Regions from separate parts of the Homo sapiens genome. Here region 2 is linked to region 1. Evidence: chromatin contacts called from ENCODE Hi-C or POLR2A ChIA-PET data. All regions are on one chromosome and are shown on one strand. Each heading gives the region's core, a stretch centred on a gene start or an enhancer-like site at or near the end of the contact. The rest is flanking DNA. Distances are from core to core; before and after follow the strand shown.

The links. Hi-C counts contacts between places; a loop is a spot of excess contacts on that map. ChIA-PET counts read pairs that join two places held with the same protein, here RNA polymerase II (POLR2A). Pooled maps may share reads with other maps.
Region 2: a loop to region 1 is called in a pooled map, with 2.6 times the contacts of the local background. The contact joins two enhancer-like sites. A Hi-C loop is called at or near these places in 1 of 50 pooled maps. POLR2A ChIA-PET finds 5 or more read pairs at or near these places in 3 of 52 experiments (Caco-2, GM12878 and activated T-cell).

Annotation. Positions count from the first base shown.
Region 1 is chr6:3,988,525-3,995,657 of GRCh38, forward strand. No RefSeq gene overlaps it. Among named protein-coding and RNA genes, the nearest start is that of PRP4K, 29 kb to the right of the region's middle. RefSeq lists an enhancer at 2,223-2,722. Within about 2 kb of position 2,412, at least 24 of the 41 ENCODE cell types and tissues checked have a DNase peak (open chromatin) inside an H3K27ac peak, as active enhancers do.
Region 2 is chr6:3,380,668-3,387,800 of GRCh38, forward strand. All of the region lies in intron 3 of SLC22A23 (solute carrier family 22 member 23), which reads right to left. Among named protein-coding and RNA genes, the nearest start is that of SLC22A23, 73 kb to the right of the region's middle. Within about 2 kb of position 2,989, at least 9 of the 41 ENCODE cell types and tissues checked have a DNase peak (open chromatin) inside an H3K27ac peak, as active enhancers do.

The DNA of each region.
Region 1 (7,133 bases), core at 1,162-3,661:
ATAATATTCACCTTGTTAAACTCTTAATATATCTAACAACTTGTCTATAGATTTATTTTTGTTTTCCATTAAAATAGTCATAAATCACCCTCTTTTTCCAATATAGGAGAGTCCAAAGGATATTCAGAAGTAAAGGGGAAATGCTAATATTGTCCAGAAAGGTAGCTGAAAAGTGCACATTTATCTATCTCCTTTCCCCAAAATGCACGGAAATGAACCAAAAGTAAAGAGAAAACCATCTGTGTTGAAACTAGGAAATGAAAATAATCTCATACTGAAGACCCTGAAAATTACCTGCAAACTATAAGGGAATCTGGGCCAAGCAAAAGAACTGCAAGTTGGCAGCATTTATCTATTCTGAGTAGAATGCTAATTTCAAAACTAAGTGAGAAGGCTTAGAAGCACCATGCACACTTGAACAGAAGACTGAAGGCCCTCAAAAAAATGAAAAGCACCTAGCAGAGGAACATGTGTACATCAAGAGTATCAGAACCGAGTAGAAAGTGGGATTGCGAGATTAAGTCATCTTTATCCTTTCTGACCCAGAGTTCCAGTCAGGAACACTCCCCAGGATTATTGGGCCTGCTTCTGGGCCATGGTGGTGGCGAACAAGGCCAGTGTTTAAGAGGATATGCTCTAGTTTTAGGGAGAAAGTATTTGGAGACAGCATGTGAGACTATCCACAGTCTGTTATTACCCATGCAGTTTCGAAGGGTAACGAAATAATAAACTGCCAACACTAATCTCTCCAGCACAAGTTCTAAGGATACTAATGTAGCTCCTAAGTAACTAAAGAGAAAGATAAATCCACATTGTTCCTAGATAGCATTTATTGGATAGAATTTCCTTCCTCTTCCTCTCTTCCTTCTTCCTTTAAGAACTAGGTATTAAACACATGGTATGTACCAGGCATTGTGCTAGACACTGGGAATCCTCACACAAAACAGGGCCTAGTGGGGAAAATACAAGTTAAAGTCATACAAGTGTACTAAGTAAGATAAGAGAGATGTTCAGGGCGCTATACCAACATCTCATAGATAGCCTTATGGTAGTCCAGAAGCTTTCAAATGAATAATGAGGACTAAAGAGCCAACAAGGGACCTATGAATTAAGTACATCAAAAAATGGCAGTGGACATGAGCATGATAAACAAAAGCCAGTGAATGCTAAGCTTTGGAAGAATTATCTCAGGGAAGAGAAGACATAAATTATCAAAGTCTTACAAGTCTTTTGATGTGTAAGCCTTCTCTTGTGTTAAATCTGTAATTTCCCTTGGGGCATACAGGGATTTAACTCTAGCTACTGGTCTATATACAGTGGAAGTGGTTGGGGATGTATAGAGGAATATTTACTTGCTCTTACAATGTAACTTCCTCATATAAAAAAGTGTATTAGGGCCAGGCGCAGTGGCTCACTCCTGCAATCCCAGCACTTTGGGAGGCCAAGGAGGGCGAATCATAAGATCAGGAGTTCAAGACCAGCCTGGCCAACATGGTGAAACCCCATCTCTACTAAAAATACAAAAAATTAGCTGGCGGTAGTGGCAGGCGCCTGTAATCCCAGCTACTCGGGAGGCTGAGGCAGGAGAATTGCTTGAACCAGGGAGGCAGAGGTTGCAGTGAGACGAGATCGTGCCACTGCACTCCAGAGCCCGGCTGACAGAGTGAGACTCCATCTCAAAAAAAAAAAAAAAAAAAAAAAGTGTATCAATTTCTTATAGCTGCCGTAACCAAGTGGCTTAAACAACAGAAATGTATTGTTTCACAGTTCTGAAGGCTGGGAATCAAAGATCAAGGTGTTGGGGCAGGGTGGGCTCTTTCTGGGGGCTGTGAGGCAAGGATCCGTTTCAGGCCTCTGTCCTTGGCTTGTAGAAAGCCATTTTCTTCCTGTGTCCCTGTACATTTACGCATATCTCCATGTACAAGTTTCTCCTTTTTTTTTTTTTTTTTCAGACGGAGTCTCGCTCTGTCACCGGGCTGGAGTGCAGTGGCGCGATTTTGGCTCACTGCAAGCTCTGACTCCCTGGTTCAAGCGATTCTCCTGCCTCAGCATCCCGAGTAGCTGGGACTACAGGCACGCGCCACCACGCCCAGCTAATTTTTGTATTTTTAGTAGAGACAGGGTTTCACCATGTTGGCCAGGATGGTCTTATCTCCTGACCTCATGATCCGCCTGCCTGTGCCTCCCAAAGTGCTGGGATTGCAGACGTGAGCCACCGCGCCTGGACAGTTTCTCCTTTCTATAAGCACAGCAGTCATACCGGATTAGGGCGCCCATCCATAACCGTCACCAAACAGAGGGTTAGTTGCTTGCTGCCTGCGTAGTCCAATTAACAAGAGCGAGGTCTGGCATAAAGAAAGCGGTTTCTTCCGAAGCTAGCTTGGGGAAGAGTCGTGAACGTTAGTCCTGCCTTTACATGTGACGTTTTGCTCCCAGAGCAGAAAGTAGGCACTTATCCAAGGCCGGGGAAGGAGTGAGCAAGGGCGAGGGGTCCCCCTGCTGGCCCAGTGCCTTAACTACTGGGTAGCTGAGTTGGTGCCTTCCTGGGCAGAAGTTATAAAAGTGGCCAAGTGGGCGTGCTTTTGACATGCCCTCCTGGTGGGTGGGAGTTCCAAGGCAACCCCTCCTAGAGGGTGAAGGTTCTGAGGCAGGCATGCTTTGGGGGCATAAGCCGGGGGAAAGGGGAGAGGAGAAAATAATTAAAAAATAAACTGAAAAATGAGAGTACTCAGTTACATAATGAACTCATTTTAACTTGATTCCCTCTTTACAGACCTTATCCCTAAATAAGGCTATATTCTGTAAACCAAAAATAAAATCTTAAGATCCGTCAGCCATCTGAATGGACTCCTCCTCTCTGCCAGAGCATTCCAAAGTTAACCGGAAAAACTGGTTCAGGCCATGATGGAAATGGGGGGGTCAGACATGGCTCGTTATACCATCCCCACTTATGGAATTCAGAAAGAGCCAACCAGCATTTAACATCAACACAGAACTTATGTCTAATAAGAAACATTTAGTCTATTCTCTCTGAGGCATGCTATCTGGAGGCTTCATTTGCATAATTTAAAAGTTGGTCTCCACAACCCCTATCGAAACCCAGACATTCTATTGATAACTCTTTTAACCAATTGCCTATCAGAAAATTTTAAAATCTACCTATGACCTGGAACTGCCCCTCACCCTCCATCTTTGAGTTGTGACACCTTTCCAGACCAAATCAATGTATATCTTACATGTATTTGATTGATGTCTCATGTCTCCCTAAAATGTATAAAACTAGGCTATTCCCCAACCACCCTGGGCACATGTTCTCAGGATCTCGTGAGGGCTGTGTCATGGGCATTGGTCACTCATATTTGGCTCAGAATAAATCTCTTCAAATATTTTACAGAGTTTGACTCTTTTCATCAACAATTCTGAGGTGCTGGGGGTCAAGACTCCAACATATGAAATTCGTGAAGCAGGGGACACAATTCAACCCATAACAAGGAGTTACATGTTTTTAAAAGAGAGGTAAAGCACAAGAAAACATATTTGGTCTTTGTGCCAGTTCCAGGTACATGGCTTCTAAAACCCTTGGAATCTCCCGTGTGATAAGATTATCTTCTGTATGATAATGAGCTGACTGGTGCCTGGGGTTGCCTGGATGGCCTCAGGATGAGGGTGGATTGATAAAAGACCTAGGCATCTTTAGAGGCTGGAACTTCTAGCCCCACTCCCAATCTCTTGGGACGGAAAGTTGAGTTAATCACCAATGGCCAATAACTTAATCGATCCAAGTCCACACAACAAATCCTCCATAAAAACTCCTAAAGAACAGGGTTTGGAGAGCTTCCGGGTTGAAAACTTGGAGGTACTGAGGGCTGGTGCACCCACAGAGGGCGTAAAAGCTCTCTGCCCCTCTCCCTATATCTTCTCTTCTGCATTTTTTCCATTTGGCAGTTCCTCAGCAGTATCTTTTTTTTTTTTTTTTTTTTTTTTTTTTTGAGACAGGGTCCTACTCTGTTGCCCAGGCTGGAGTGCAGTGATAACATCATAGCTCACTGGAGACGCAAACTCCTGGGCTCAAGTAATCCTCCTGTTAGCAGTGGCAAATCCACGAGTCTGCAGCAACCTCAATTCTTGCCTCCTTAGGAGAAAGAATTCGTTCGACTGAAGGGCATAAGGCAGAGAGAGAGATGGAGGTAAGTTTTAGAGCAGGCGTGAAAGTTTATTAAAAAGTTTTAAAGCAGGAATCAAAGAATGTAAGGTACACTTGGAAGATAGCCAAGCAGGAGTCTTGAGGAGTTCAAGTGCCCAGTTTGACCTCTGACTTGGGGTTTCATATGCTGGTATTCTGCATGTGCGGTGGCCTGCCAGCACTTAGGAGGGGGCCAATGCACAGTGTGTTTACTGAAGTTGAACAAATGCACATTGAGGCGTTCTTTCCTACAAGTTGAATGTTCCTAGAGGAAGGTCATATACCCGTTAAACTCTGCCATTTTGCCTTTGAGTGCACATGCTTGAGCCCACTCACCCAACTCCTGAGATCATATTGGGAAGCTGCTAGTCACCAGTTTCAGGTGTTTTCTATCTGTTGGGAGACTGCCTTTCCCTAGCACTGGCTGCAACCAATTATTATTTTAAAGAGACAGTTAACAACCACCTGACCATCACCTGATGGTTGCCTAACATTCCTGGTGGTGGAAGGACCCTCTTCTGCCCTGCTCACGTCTAACTACCTGCTCTAATACTCCCACCTCAACCTCCCAAGTTACTGAGACTATAGGTGTGAGCCACCGTGCCAGGCCTGAGCTGTTATCTTTTATAATAAAATGAGAATAATCAGTGCTTCAGGGCTTTGCTGAGTTCTGTGAGGCATTCTAGCAAATTATAGAAACTGAGGGGAAGGGGCCATGGGAACCCCCAAATTTGTAGTCACCTGGGCAGAAATGTGGATCACCTGGGCACCCCATTTACAGCTGACATCTGAAGTAGGGAAGTATTGTGGGACTGAGCCTTTAACTTGTAGGGGTGGATGCTAACGCAGGCAGACAGTATCAGAATTTAATTGAATTATTGGACATCCGGTTGATGTCTAGAGAACTGGAGAAATGGCTGGTGTTAGAACGGACATCACACATTTGGTGTCAGGAGGAAAACACCCTCGGGAGGATTAAGAGGAAGGAAAGGCTTTGACAAGCAGAGGAGGCTCAAGGCATTGAGTTCAGAGTACTCCATGGAGTCAAGGAGGTCTCCGAATCCTCTGGAGTGTCCCCATCCTAATTCACAAAGTCTTGGTTTTTCCTGATTAGGACTTGCACTTACACGACCTGGTGACTAACCAACAGAGTAACTGAATAACCCTACAGATCAATTTTTGAGTTTGGTTTTCAGTTACTTCAGCCTTAGGGTTTTCTGGTATTCTTGGTTTTATTTTTAGAAATAAAAAAAAACAACATAGACTTGAAGGACTTCAATAGCACATAAGAAAAATAAGTTGAATCAAAAGGATGAGAAAGGATTGAAAAAGACTAGAACAATCTTTATCAGAGAATTATTAACCATGTTAAGGGCCAGGCGCGGTGGCTCACGCCTGTGATCCTAGCACTTTGGGAGGCTGAGACAGGCGGGTCACCTGAGGTCAGGAGTTCAAGACCAGACTGGCCAACATGGTGAAACCTCATCTCTACTAAAAATACAAAAATTAGCCAGGTGTAGTGGCAGGCGCCTGTAATCCCAGCTACTTGGGAGGCTGAGGCAGGAGAACCACTTGAGCCCAGGAGGCAGAGGTTGCAGTGAGCCAAGACTGTACCACTGCACTCCAGCCTGGGCAATAAGAGCAAAATTCCATGTCAAAAAAAAAAAAAAAGAGAGAGAGACAGAATTATTAACCATTTTAACAGAAAATCAGAATCTGTAGACATGATATTAGAAATAGTAAGAGGGTTTAACAAGGTGGACAGGTATAAGGTCGTTATACAAAAGTCAACTGCACTTCTTTATACCAGAAGGGAGTCCAGATATAGACTCAAATATACAGGGCATATAAGTGTATGATAAAGGTGTCATCTCAAATTATGGGAAAAAGATTATTCAGTAAAGGTGTTGGGACCTTTGGGGAAAAAAATATACATCTGAATCATACATAAATTGCTGTCAGATATACCAAAGACTTAAAAAGAAATGAAATATAAAAGTATTATAAGAAAGAAAATTGTATCACATGGGGCTAGGGAAGGGCTTTATAATCATGGCGGAAAACCTAGACACCATATGGAATGATTAACAATTTAAAACTTCATTATAACATAACAAACAAAATCAAAGCAAAAACCCTCCACAAAGTTAAGAGATAAAAGACAATCCAAGAGGTGGGGGATTATCATAGTTTGTGATGTGCCTTTTATTGTGATTGAGCTCTGTTTGAATGCCACTTCTAAAACTGTGGAGCGGGCACAGTGGCTCGTGGCTGTAATCCCAGCACTTTGGGAGGCTGAGGCGGGCAGATCACTTGAGCTCAGGAATTCAAGACCAGGCCTGGGCAACATGGTGAAACCCTGCCTCTACAAAAAATTAGCTGGGTATGGTGGCAGGCACCTACAGTCCCATCCACTCAGGAGGCTGAGGCACTAGAATTGCTTGAACCTAGGAGGCGGAGTTTGCACTGAGCTGGGATCGTGCCACTGCACTCCAGCCTGGGTGATAGAGACATACCCTGTCTCAAAATAAAAATAAAAATAAACTAACTGTAAATTTGGGCAAATTCCTTAACCTCTCTGAACCCATTTTCCTTGTGTGAACATGAAAATAACACATTCCCCAAAATTAATGTGAGGATTAAATGGAATAATGTATGTAAAGTATTTAGCACAGAGCCTAGCATGCAGTAAGCATTCAATAAATGTAGGGGAGAAGACGTGCAATATTTGACAAAAACATTTATTATCAATTTATTTAAAATGCATGCTTTAAAAAGAGTAAAATATGTGAACAGTCAGCTTGAATAAGTAGAAATAATGGTGATTAATAATCACATTAAAAAGTGTGTAACTGGCTAGGCATGGTGGCTCACGCCTGCAATCCCAGCACTTTGGGAGGCTGAGTGGGGGGATCACCTGAGGTCAGGAATTCCAAACCAGCTGGTCCAA
Region 2 (7,133 bases), core at 1,739-4,238, 610 kb before region 1:
GCAAGGACGGGGAAAACTGCAGTGAGTTTGTGTATCAGCCACAAGCTGTGTTGCACTGAAGTAACAACTTTTTAAAATCTCAGAGGCTGAAAATGCCAACAGCTTATTTCTTATTCACAATACATGCCTATTGAGGGCTGGTGGGTCTCTGCTTGTCATTGTCACGTGGGGATGCAGGCTGACGGAGCAGCTACCATTGTGAATGCTGCTGGCCGGCATCCAGGAGGCCTAGCAGGTCTCTTACAGGTAACTGAATGCTCCAGCCCAGAAGTGACAGGTCACTTCCACTCGCAGCTCATTGGTCAGGACCAGTCACAGGAATCTGCCTAACCTCATGGGCATTTTGAAATCTCTTCAACTTTTTGAAACTGCTTCAGAGATGCCTCGTATGTGAAGGCACTGACACCACGTCCTGGGTGCTTTGTGTCCTTAGGGGAATGGCTGATGTCTCTAGGCCACTTTCTGTGTCTCCTTCATCAGAGCCCGAGAACCATCAAAAGGACTAACTGAAGTCCCTTCCCGTGGCTATCTCTCTGCCAGGCATGGGGACACCACATCTCCCCAGCCTGCTGGGGCCTCTCTGTGGGGAGGTGAGGAAGAGAAGCCTGCCTTAGTGAGGTCCATCTGCCCATTAACCACAGCACTGTAGTACAGTGGGGGCTCAGCCATCTTCAACTTTATACTCTGATCTTTTTGGGGACCTTTCCCTAGGACACCTTTTGTCTATTCTGCCATAGGTTGGGCAGGATCAACTAACTACAGGACAGCAGAATGGGGCTGACTGAGTAGCCTCAGTGGTGAGGCGTTTCAGGACCAGTCCCCAATAAAAATTAACAACAGCCAGGCTTAAAATATCAGCACAGCCACTGTGATAAACCATGTCGCAGAGAAGAGTGGGGACTCTCCAGCCAGACACGCTGTGCTCCCAATCCCAGCTCTACAGCCTTCCAGCCAAGCAAGCCTGGCCCAGCGCCCTGCCTTCTCTCTGCTCCATTTACCATCTGTGCGAGGGGGACAGTAGTGGAATTTATTTCTTACAGGCTTATGGTGAGAATGGAATCAGGAGAAAAGAGCTAGAACAATGCCTGGCAGTGCACAGTAAAGTCCCTAGTTCCTTTTCTTATCAGCATCCTCTTGGCCTCCCTCAGCCACGCTCCTTTCAGACTCATTTGCTGCCACCATGAGCAAGACACACCCCTCACAATGATTTTGTGAGACAGGCATGCACCCTGCTTAAAGAATGAGAAGACTATGAGTGACCCAGATTCCCATCTGTCTGCCCCAGGCCCATGCTCTTTCCCTGCAATGTTCCGCCTCACTTACCCTGATGTCACGATGACAAGGGGGTCCACTTTAACATAAGGGGAATAACTCAGTGGAGGTGGATCCTCCACTTGTACTTAGAGCTCTTCAAGGATGCTGCTCTGCTCTCTCAGTTCAACAAAGATAAGTCAATATTTTCTCCATGAGAATCTATTCTGCATGCTTGACAGAGTGACAGGGTTGAGCCACCAACTCTTAGTCCTCAGTATGCACAGCCAGCCAGGCTCAAGCCTCAGATGCTGGAGATGAATCAGGGAAGAAAGTGTCAGATGAAGGACAGTGAGGTGAATAGCTAAACTCTGTCCCAGCCTAAAATTCAAATCTCATGGTAGTATTTTTAGTTGTGGCTTTGTAACGTAGTTTACAATGCATAACATACTGACCCTTAAGATGCACTTACGCCCTAGTCTGAAAATTGCTACCTTTCTCCCTCAACTTTTATTTTGCCTCAAGGCCTTATGAGGTATCACAAGCTCAGCTTTATCCTTGCCTGTACTATTAATAGACTGGGCGAGTCCCCCTGGGCTCTGTGATCAAAGTTTCCCATCTCTGACCTAGTAGCAACATTGTCCTTCCTTCCAACCAGGTGAGTCATCTACGACAGAGGTTGGCAAACTATAGCCTGTGGGACAAATTTGGCCCACTGCCTGCTTTTGTTAATAAAGCTTTATTGTAACACCCATTTGTTTACATATCATCTATGGCTGCTTTATGTTATGGTGGCAGGATTAAGTAGCTGTGGCAAAAAACATATGGCCTGCAAAGCCTAAAATATTTGCCATCTGGGACATTACAGAAAAAGTTTGTTGAGTCCTAGTCTAGTATTATAGCAAGGGAAGGTGTAGGGAGGAAAGAGCTCTTGCCAAAGAAGGGCATTGCTGCTGATTACTGATGGAATGATGGAATGGTAAACTCACTCATTGTTTACAGACAGACTCTCAGACCAAAGGGTATGCACTTCATTTAACAAACATTTTCTTATGCCAGATCCTAAGACATAACAACGAGCAAGATAAACTCCTTTTGGAGACTAAAATTGTGTGTTAGGGTGAAGATGGGGGTGTAAGGGAAAGAGAAGGAATAGAGAGATGTATAAAAGCAATGACAGCCCAAATGATAGCAGCATATTCAGACAGCAGAGAAACAAACAAATGATAAAGCTATAAAGATCAACACAGGCGGCATCTCAGAAATAATGCTGAGTGAAAGATAACGTATGGAGGAACACACACGGTATGATTTGACTTATTAAAAATGCAAAACTAAATGATGTACTGTTTATGCATACTAACAGATGAGGTAAAATAATAAAGAAAAGGGAACAAATAACACAAAATTCTGGCTGGTTTTTTCTCTGAGGGTGGGGCTGGGGAGGGACACCCAGGGTGCCTGAAAGGCACCAAAGCCGGGTAGTGAGTACATGAACGTGCACGGTGTAGAATCCTTTATAGCTGACATATATCTTATTAGTATTTTTATATCTACTCCGTGGTTAAATAAAACCAAACCATGTTGAACACAGAGTCAGTGTGACGAGCGCTATGATTCTGTGACTAGGACAGTGGAGAGTGCTACAGGCACACGGAGGAGGGGCCTCTGACTCTGATGTGAGGGGTCAGAAGAAAATCCCTAGAAAAAGTGGCGCCAACCTTATCTGAGGACTTTATGAGCAAACTTCACCCTGAGAAAAAGTCACAGGAGAGTGTTCTGGCGAAAGTCCAGTGATGACACAGATTGCAAGGTTTTCAAGGAACTGATACCAGCTCAGCAAAACAGGCAGAGCAAGTGAGGTGGGGGCGGGCGACGGGGCTGAGAGGGCCCCCTGAGGTCCTACTATGCGCCTGACCAGCCACAGAAAGCCTTTATTCTAAAAGCAATGAGAGCCTTTGAAGGATTTATGGTATGGAGTAAAGTGACATGATCAGAGCTGCCTTTTTACAAGATTCTTCTGGCTGTGGCAACATCAGCTTCCTCTGGTACCCTAAAGTCCCTCAGGTTTCTGCTGGGTTGAGACCGGTGCCAGCTCCCGGATGTCCGCAGTAATGATGTACACCCCTATTACTTGAGAAGAACAAAAACGGTGCCAGGCCAAAATTGCATGAGGTGCTTCATTATCATAGCAGATGCTTATAGACTGCTACAAGCAGGAGAAAACATTTTTGTATAAATTGACTTTTAGTACATTGAATTAAATATTCATGCACCTGTAGGGCTGCAATTGTAAAGACATCTCACAGTGAATCTTTGCAAAGTGGTTGCTCCTTCTCTAAAGTAAACAATCTCCTATCATACGTCTGCTTTATAAAAATAGGTTTTAATCTCAGACTCATGTTAAATAAGCATTTCTGTCTAAGAATGTTTCTTAATCCTTTAAAAGTATAGATAAGTAAAAATTACGAATGCTGTAAATACTTTATAAATACTTCTAAATCATATCAGTGGGAAAATCACTTAAAAAACACATTTTCCTGGTGGCAAGAATAAACATGGAGGTAGATAATGATACAAAGAAAATAAATCACGGAACAGAGCTGCCTTTTGGTTTCATCATCACACTACCTAGTTTGAACTTGAACCTTAATTACCAAATAATTACCACATTCTTTTTGCTTGTTATTTCTATTTTTAAAAATGTCAATAAAAACTTTTATTCATTAATGCTTATGGTAAGTTAAGCCAGAACCTCACAGATAGCCTCCAAAGAACACAGTGATTTTAAAAGTCCCCCAAATCATATGATCCAGCATTTCTACTTCTGGGTATAGTCCTTCAAGAACTGAAAGCAGGAACTCAAAAACACACACATGTGTTCACAGCAGCAGTATTCACAATAGCGAGAATGTGGAAGCAACCTAAGTGTGAATGGGTGAACAAAATGTGGCCTATCCATACGATATAATACGATCCCGCCTTAAAAAGGAAGGGGATTCTCATATCTGCTGCAACATGTCTGAACATGGAGGACATTATGCTCAGTGGAATAAGCCAGTCACAGAAAAACAAATGCTGTATGAATCCATTTATATGAGGCACTAGTGTAGTGAAATCCATAGAGACAGAAAGGAGAACGGCGGTTACCAAGGGCTGGGGAGAGGAGGGAGAATGGGAATTTGTTGTTAAATGGGTGCACTTTCAGTTTGGGAAGATGAAAAGAGTTCTGGAGATGGATGGTGGTGAGGGGTGCCCTAGAGGGTGAATGAACTTAATGCCACTGAACCATACACTTAAATGGTTAAGATGGGCTGGGCACGGTGGCTCATGCCTGTAATCCCAGCACTTTGAGAGGCCAAGGTGGGTGGATCACTTGAGGCCAGGAGTTTGAGACCAGCCTGGCCAACACAGCAAAATCCTGTCTCTACTAAAAATACAAAAAAAATTAGCCGGGTGCGGTGGCCCATGGCTATAGTTCCAACTACTTGGGAGTCTGAGGCACAAGAAGTCCTTGAGTCTGGGAGGCAGAGGTTGCAGTGTGCAGAGATGGTGCCACTGCACTCTAGCCTGGGCGACAGAGCAGAACTCTGTCTCAAAAAACAAAAAAAAAGGTTAAGATGGTAAATTTTATGGTATGTGTATTTTACCATGATCAAACAGAAAGTTGTAAAACACAGGTGCCTTAGCTGAACCACACAACTGACAAGTTTACTAAAAATTAGCTTTGTCCCCTACTGTTGGAGCTAATTGTCTGAGTTCCCTTACAAGTCTGGGCTCCTTGGGGAAGTCCTCTGAAGTCACAGCCCATGCTCAGTGCCAGCCACTCCTGACCAGGGCTGCCCACAAACACATGTGCCTGCAACTGGCCCATATGAAAAACAAAAACTCCCTGTCCTCAAAACAAACAACATTCCTCAGAGAGCACTCTGTTACCAGGACAGAGAGACGTATTAGAGCTAGAATACTGCAAAGGGAAATGTGGTCATCTCATTTTTTTTCACAGTTCTTTTCCAAAAAGAACATCCACAGAATAGCCTATTAGGCTGCCAAGATACTGCAACAAACACCCAAGCCCCGCATTTGAGCAGGACGCTGCCAGATGTGACACATCTCACTCTAAATGATGCGGCTCTCAAATTCCCCATTCATGCCCATTCCTGTGGTCACTGATGAGGGGACTTCAATCGGCTTGAAGAACTCACACCTTTCCACACCCCTCCCGGGTGTCTCATTACCTGACGAGGTGGATTTATTAATGATCTGGGTTGACATTAGCTGGGAGCATCACAGGGAAGCCAGTGTGCCCTGACAGTGCACGGTTAGGGGTTTAGAAACCCAAGGCAGGGGAGGTAGGAAGGGGAGGCAGAAAAGGCTGCTCAGGGTGGCGGTGGCCCAAGCTGGAGGGCAGACAAGCCTCAGGCTGGAGAGCGAAGGAGAAGGGAGAGCACGCTTGCTCTGTGTACGCCACACGCACAACCAGCCCTGGGGTCCCTGGATGTGGCACCAGGAGTTGGTGCTTCTCTTTCCTCCTCAAGAAGTTGGCTTCTCTGGAAAGTGGGGGAGGGTCTGAATAAAGCAGCCAACAGGAGGCTCCGGGTTCTGAGGCAGCCTTGTTCTTCCAGACACAGAGGAGGCTGGCACTGCCAGGCTTGGAGGCTGCTTGCTCCTCAGTAGCCGTGCCAAGCGTGGCTGGGGACAGCCCGAGAGCTCAGAACGGCCTTCCAGGGCCAACCCTCTTGCTCTACAGATGAAAAGAGTGAATCCAGGACTGCCGGGGACCTGCCCCAGGGTCACCCAGCGTGGGAGGGGTGGAGGCGGCAGTGGGACTGGGTCTCCCACCCAGGGCACCACTGGAAGGACATCTGGAAAGTCTGCATACTCTGATGCTGACACACGGACCTGGCAGCAACATGGGGAACAAGGACTTGCTTCCACAGGGCCGGCACCCCAGGGCGGGGCAGGCACCCCAGGGTGCAGCAGGCCTTTCTCTGGTTCGTCACTCAGACCACCACTCCAGCCTTTGAAATCAACAACAACCACACACAACTCTTCTCTTCCAACCTCACCCAGATTTTCACCTTTGTTTCTCAGAAAAACCCTACTAACCTTTAAAAAATACACACGTTTAGAAGAGACAGCTTTTTGAGGAGTGAGGAGGTAAACAGCAGTGTACCTAGCCACATGGATTATCTGCCCTTCATAGCTGTGAGTCCCTTTGCTGAAGAAATAAAGTGACTCACTCCTAACAAACTAAGTGGAGAAAGGGAAAACTAGTAACTGCAGAGGAGAAGCCTGGCAGACCCCATCTCAACTGAGGAAGGTTAGCGTGACCAGTGACAGCTCACGCTGACGTCAGAGCTCCTGCCTCGATACGACGCCATGAGCAGGGTGGTGCTCTTCCCCCTAGTCTGATCAAGAGAAAGTATCAGACAGACCCACATCGAGGGGCATTCTGCAAAATACCAACCCGTTACACCACTGTCCTCATCACAGTGTTAAGGTCACAAAAGACAAACCCAAGGAACTGTCACAGATCAGAGGCGACTGTGGAGACACAGCTACATTTAATAGAGTGTTCTGGAACAGAAAAAGGACAGTAGAGAAAACACTGGTGAGATTCAAGGAAAGTCCGTCGTTTAGTTAGTCCCACGACAACGTCCGTTTCTCAGCTCTGGGGACCGTAGCGTGGTTATGTGAGTTCACGTTAGCGGAAGGCGGGTGAGTGAAGGGCTTACAGAAAATCTCTGTACTGCCTTTGCCATTCCTCTGTAAGTCTAAAATTATTTTAACTGTACTGCTTTTGCCACTCCTCTACTTTAAAATGTTTTTAAAATATGGTGAACAAGTAAGTATATGTATATTTCATTCAAAGAGTTAAC